2 separate regions of the Mus musculus genome follow, and region 2 is linked to region 1. Evidence: chromatin contacts called from ENCODE Hi-C data. All regions are on one chromosome and are shown on one strand. Each heading gives the region's core, a stretch centred on a gene start or an enhancer-like site at or near the end of the contact. The rest is flanking DNA. Distances are from core to core; before and after follow the strand shown. Region 1 holds the start of Dydc2 (DPY30 domain containing 2). Region 2 has its middle 13 kb from the start of Rgcc.

Region 1 (2,700 bases), core at 121-2,620:
CAGTCACATCGTCAGTTTATATACTTATTGATACTCTGGTCTTCTGAGTCCTTGCCAGAACTGCCCATCAAGTTCTGCTTATAGCATTGTAGGCCTGCTTCTCCAAATGCTTTGAATTCCAAAGATTTCTGAAGCACATGAGCAAGTCATCAATGCAATCAGCCTGACTTCTTGGTGCCAATTTTCTGTATTAGTAAACTTTGTTGCTATTACAGAATGGCTAAGATAATCAGCTAAAGAGGCAAGGTTTACTTTCGCCCAAGGCTTGATACGTTTTGGGTCATATCACTTGGCTTCACTGATTTTGGGCCTGTGGAAAGCAGAGAAAACCTCAGGGTATGGAGCAACATATGAGAAGAAAGCTGCCGGTCGGAGTCCTGCAGTTCCCTTTCAGGACATGCCCTCCTGATGCACCTTTCTCCCGTAGACCCTATCCATTTTAAGTATTCCATCGGCCTCCAGCAATACTACATGCACAAACTGACGGCATGACTGTTCCATGGGATGGTTAAGGGAAAGCTCTTATTGTAGATATGAGAGAGAGAGAACAGCCAGAGACATCTAGAAATGTCAGGAGCAGGGCGGGAGTGGGGGTGGGGGTGGGGGTGGGGGACATCGAAAGATGACTGAACATGGCCAGTGGATTGGACCTGGCAAGGAGAGAAGCAGGAGCAGGGCATGGAACGGGAGGACACAGTGAGGTAGGGAAAGTATATAAAAATTAGCAGGGTTATAAGGAGAAGGTTAACTGGGGGGGGGGGGGGGGGGAAGCCAATGATGGAAGGAAGTTTAGGGTAGGAGAGAAGGTAAGAAGACCTTGGATGCTACCATGAACTTTGAAACAGGTACTTGTGATACTGAGGGAGCCTGGAGGCCAGCATGCACTTTGGTTTGCTAATAGGCACCACATCCTGCCAGTGATAGGGAAAAATAATTCTTTTACTAGAGAGGAATTGGCTTTGGCTTCACAAGTTCCTGAGGCATGCTGTCTTTTACCAACTACCAGAAATCCTCCTACAGTTCAAGTTGAGTCCATTTCTGGATACTTGGATTTCCTTTTGGAGTTTGAGGAACTGAAATTTCATTTGGAGTTAACACTACAGGCTGGCAAGCAAGATTTTAGCACATGGTTTTGGGGGTCATTTAAGATCCAAATCATAACATACCTTTCTTAGAAGAACCAGCCAAATTATACTTGCCAATAGCTGTTACAGTCAAGCAGGCATCTTTCCTATGCCTTTTCAGCTGGAATACGTCAGACCATGAGTCCCAGTGGTCATCAGTCTTGAGAGGACTTGGCACATTATCAGTCAAGGGTGGTGAAGGATTTTAACCAACTCACACATATTTACCCTTAAGTACAGAGAAAATAAGGTCCTGGAGAGAAACTCTGGGTATACAGCAAGCTGTGTTATTGTGAGGTTGGAAGCTAGTCTATGACATAGACAACAGAGGCTCATTTACTTTACAGGGAGAGAGAAGGAAGAAAAGGATGGGCCTGTCAACCTCTGCTGACACACTATCCCACAGCATCACTTCAGGTGGAACTGATGATCCTAGATTTCCTAATAGGTGTCAAGAGTGGCAGATAATGCACTCCCAGACAGAATGCCACACTAAAAGCTGCAGTGAACCAGAGCAGAGCCACAGCAGCATAGACACCTGCAACTGACAGACCATGTCTGCTGTTGCCACTTACAGAGCTGTGTGATCTTCAGCAAGTTGCTTGGTGTCTCAGAGTCTGGGTGCCCTTTGGAAAACAGAAGTAAAATACATCCCTCATAATACTGAAAGAACAGATTGAGCTATTAATCACATGAAAGGCACTGAGCCTGGCATACAGTAAGAATTTAAGAAGCATGAGCTATTATGGAACAAGATTTTGTCAACGTATGTTCCTAGAACCCAGCCTCCATATTTCCAGTTTTTCAACTTAAGAATGAATAACTAGACATTAGTACAAAAATATAAATATATTCTACCCCTCACCAATATCAGAGTCTAGAAATCCAAACATTCTGGATGCAGTGAGTGCTATGAGCACACTTTGTTTGTTTATTTTAATAAGGCAGTCTCACTATGCATAGGCTAGCCTGCAACTGCCTAGGTATCCCAGTATGGTTGTACTTGTGTTTCTTCCTTGTTTATCCCTTCCCTGTAATAGATAAGAGATGTACTCTACCATCCCCAGCTTCAAAGGGGGATTAAATATTGTTCATAACTTAAGGGATCATAGATCTTGTAAAAAGAAATTAAAGTTTGGTTCCAGGATTGGGGCAAAGAAATAAAACCAGTCAGAGACAATTTATTATGCCAGAAAGGAAGACGACTCTAACAATATATGTAGGCACAGGAGCCATCTTGAAGGCTTGTTCCAGTATTAACATTTTTCCTTCCAAAGGTGCTCATAGTCTCAAACCTGGAACCTGTGAATGTTATTTTATATGCTAAAAGGAGCTTTACAATTGTGATTAAGGATCTTGAAATAGGGAGTGTATTATACAAGCAGGACATCTTAGTTACTTTTCTATTGATGTGAAGAGATACCGTGATCAAGACAGTTTATAAAAGAACACATTTAATTTGAAGCTTTGCAGTTTTAGAGGGTGAGTCACAACCATCATGGGAATAGGAACATGGCAGCAGGTAGGCAGGCACGGTCCTGGAGCAGTTCTTAAGAGCTTACATCTTATCTGCAAG
Region 2 (2,700 bases), core at 61-2,560, about 38 Mb after region 1:
TTAGTCCCAGCACTCGGGAGGCAAAGGCAGGCAGATCTCTATGAGTTTGAGGCCAGTGTGATCTACAAAGCAAGCTTTCAGGTCAGGCAGGGACACACAGAGAAACAGCTGCCTTGGAAAACTAAACAACAACAACAATGACAGACAGACAAATAGACAGACAGGATCTCCATTTCTAATGAATCCCCAGTGGGCACAATTTATAAACTATAGATAGAAACTGTAAGTCAACTGGATAAATCTTATCAGGGGACTTATCCTAATACTCAGAAGACAAGAAAATATAGAGTACACAGAAAGGCAATTGCGAAACACCATTATAGCTATTAATATATCAGGATGCTTAGGTCTCTTCTGATGAGTTGGCTTAGAAAGCATAGTTCACTTACAATCCATATAATCGATAAGTGAACATGCATGGAAAACCACAAGTTAGTGCAACCACTCCAAAAATGCAGGAACTGTCCCCAGAGCAGATAAGACTAAAGAGCACCAGCTGTGAGTGAATAACAGCAGAGAGGGGGCCAGAAGTCAGTCAACACCAGCAGTGCACTATCACCAACCCAAATGCACTGCTCCAAAACCACAAAATAGGCAAAGGGCCTGAGGGGAGGAGAGCTGCATTCTCTTTTTCCTAAGGCCCAAAATGCAGAAACTAAAACTAAAAAGTTAAACGATTCACCGTAATAAATATTCATGGGGCAGTATGGCTTCATTTAAAAAGCAAACCAAAAAAAAAAAAAAAAAAAAAAAAAAAAAGAGGCTGGAGACGTAGCTCAACAGCAGAGAGCTTGTGTTAGGTGGTCCAAGCACCATAAAAGAAAAAGCAAATGAGCCGGATTAACATGCAAGTGTGGGGCCATGAGTTTGGCACCGCTCACCAGATGAAGCCTAACCGGATACCCTGTTTCTGAGCAAGCTAGAATCCATGAGAAAGTGGACCTGAGAACTCCTGTGGATAAAAGAGAGTGGGACTTGAGTCTCTTAGGCGTCCAGCTGTGGCCCAGTGGTTCTTTCTCCCCAACTAAAGACCCAGTGTGAGCTGAGCTCTCAAACCTGGAACCAGTCTGCAACAGAGATCCCGAAACCGCAGAAGGTCCGACCTGAAAACCATTTTTCACTTTTAGAATCTGTAAGGTCACTGCAGCTGTAGAGAGAAGGAGGCAGAAACAGTCAAGACAAAGGCTGCTACTTCCCCACACTTCGTCTGCTAGCAAGGGACCGAATAAGAACAAGATCCCAGCGTAGGACCTAGCAAGGCCTGGCCAGCTGAGAATGGTTTGATCTATAAGATTTCTCAGACTGGGAACCAGCCCAAAGTCTATGAGCAGGAACAGAGAAGCGAATTTTAACAAGAGAGAGGCGGAATTACTGAGACATGCCACACTCAGATGAATCTCAAAACAGTATAGGAAGGGAGCTGGGCGTAAAAGCACGGACAAGCGGCTTTTTAAGTCCCTTGCCTTTTGCTTGTCTATTGAACTTGTTAGTGTCTTAATCAAGTGATTGGAAAATGTTGTTAAGAATTTCTTACTTAAGATTGATAAAGATTTCGTTTGTTCTGTTGTTTGTTTTTTCAGACAGAGTCTTACAGTAGAGCTCTGGCTCAGCTAGAACTCACTCTAGAGACCATGGCTGGCCTCAAACACCCAGAGAGATCCATGTGCGTCTGCTTTCAGAGTGCTGTGACTAAAGGTGTGTGTGCCACCACACCCATCTCTGGTAGATAAGGATCTTAATCTGTCAAAAGTTCAAAAATTGGAGCCAGCAAGATGGCTCAGTGGGTAAGGGCCCTTTCTGTCAAAGCTGACAGCCTGAGTTTGATCCCCAGAACTCACGTACCAATGCCAAAAGTTACCTCTTCTACGTGTATACCATAGTACATACATAGGCAAGCACACATGCAAGCATGCACGTATACACACACGTGGGAATGTGCACACACATGGGAATGTGCATGCATGCACACATGCAAATAAATAAATGTAAAAATATTTTAACAATGTTCAAAAATTTACATTTATTAGTTATGAAAGTCATATATAAATAACTATGTTAGGAAATATCATTTGTATGCAATTCTGGGAACCAACCAAGGGTTTCATGTGTGCTAAGTAAATGCTCTGCCCATGAGTTACATCCCAGCCCAGTGGTTTTTAAACGTTAATGGTTAAGGGACTGCTAACTGCTCAAAATATTTATAAGAAGAAAATAGTGTTTTACTAATCAAGTCAGAATAGAGGGGATGACTCTTCTTTGCACAAAAGCTTGTTATAGGTTCACTGTTCGTCAACAGGAGTTGAACAAGCCCCTCCGGTCCTCCCACATGAGGGCACATAAACAGAGCACAATCTGATGGCACAGGCCACCTTGGGTCCTGTCATTTACAGTGAATTATATTCAATGTGTGCGACTTTAGAGATGGCCCACAACATTGCTCTGTGTGTGTGTATGTGTGTATGTGTATATGTGTGTTTGTGTGTGTGTATGTGTGTATATGTGTGTGTTTGTGTGTGTATGTATGTGTATGTGTGTGTATGTGTGTTTGTGTGTGTATGTATGTGTATTTGTGTGTGTATGTATATGTATGTATGTATGTATGTATGTGTGTTTTGTGTATGTGTGTGTGTGTGTGTGTGTGTGTGTGTGTGTGTGTGGTATTGTTATTGTTGCTGCTGTTTGAGACATTGAGAAGGCAGG

The links. A loop is a pair of places that touch in the nucleus more often than their neighbours do.
Region 2: a loop to region 1 is called in a map of T-helper 1 cell, with 51 times the contacts of the local background. The contact joins the enhancer-like site here to the promoter of Dydc2 in region 1. A Hi-C loop is called at or near these places in 4 of 37 maps with a recorded cell type or tissue (T-helper 1 cell, T-helper 17 cell and regulatory T cell).

What each region holds. Positions count from the first base shown.
Region 1 is chr14:41,067,838-41,070,537 of GRCm38, forward strand. Dydc2 (DPY30 domain containing 2) reads right to left here and starts at 1,371. Exons shown (of 4, transcript NM_027717.2): 1 at 1,167-1,371.
Region 2 is chr14:79,313,128-79,315,827 of GRCm38, forward strand. No RefSeq gene overlaps it. Among named protein-coding and RNA genes, the nearest start is that of Rgcc, 13 kb to the left of the region's middle. Within about 2 kb of position 1,311, at least 1 of the 3 ENCODE cell types and tissues checked has a DNase peak (open chromatin) inside an H3K27ac peak, as active enhancers do.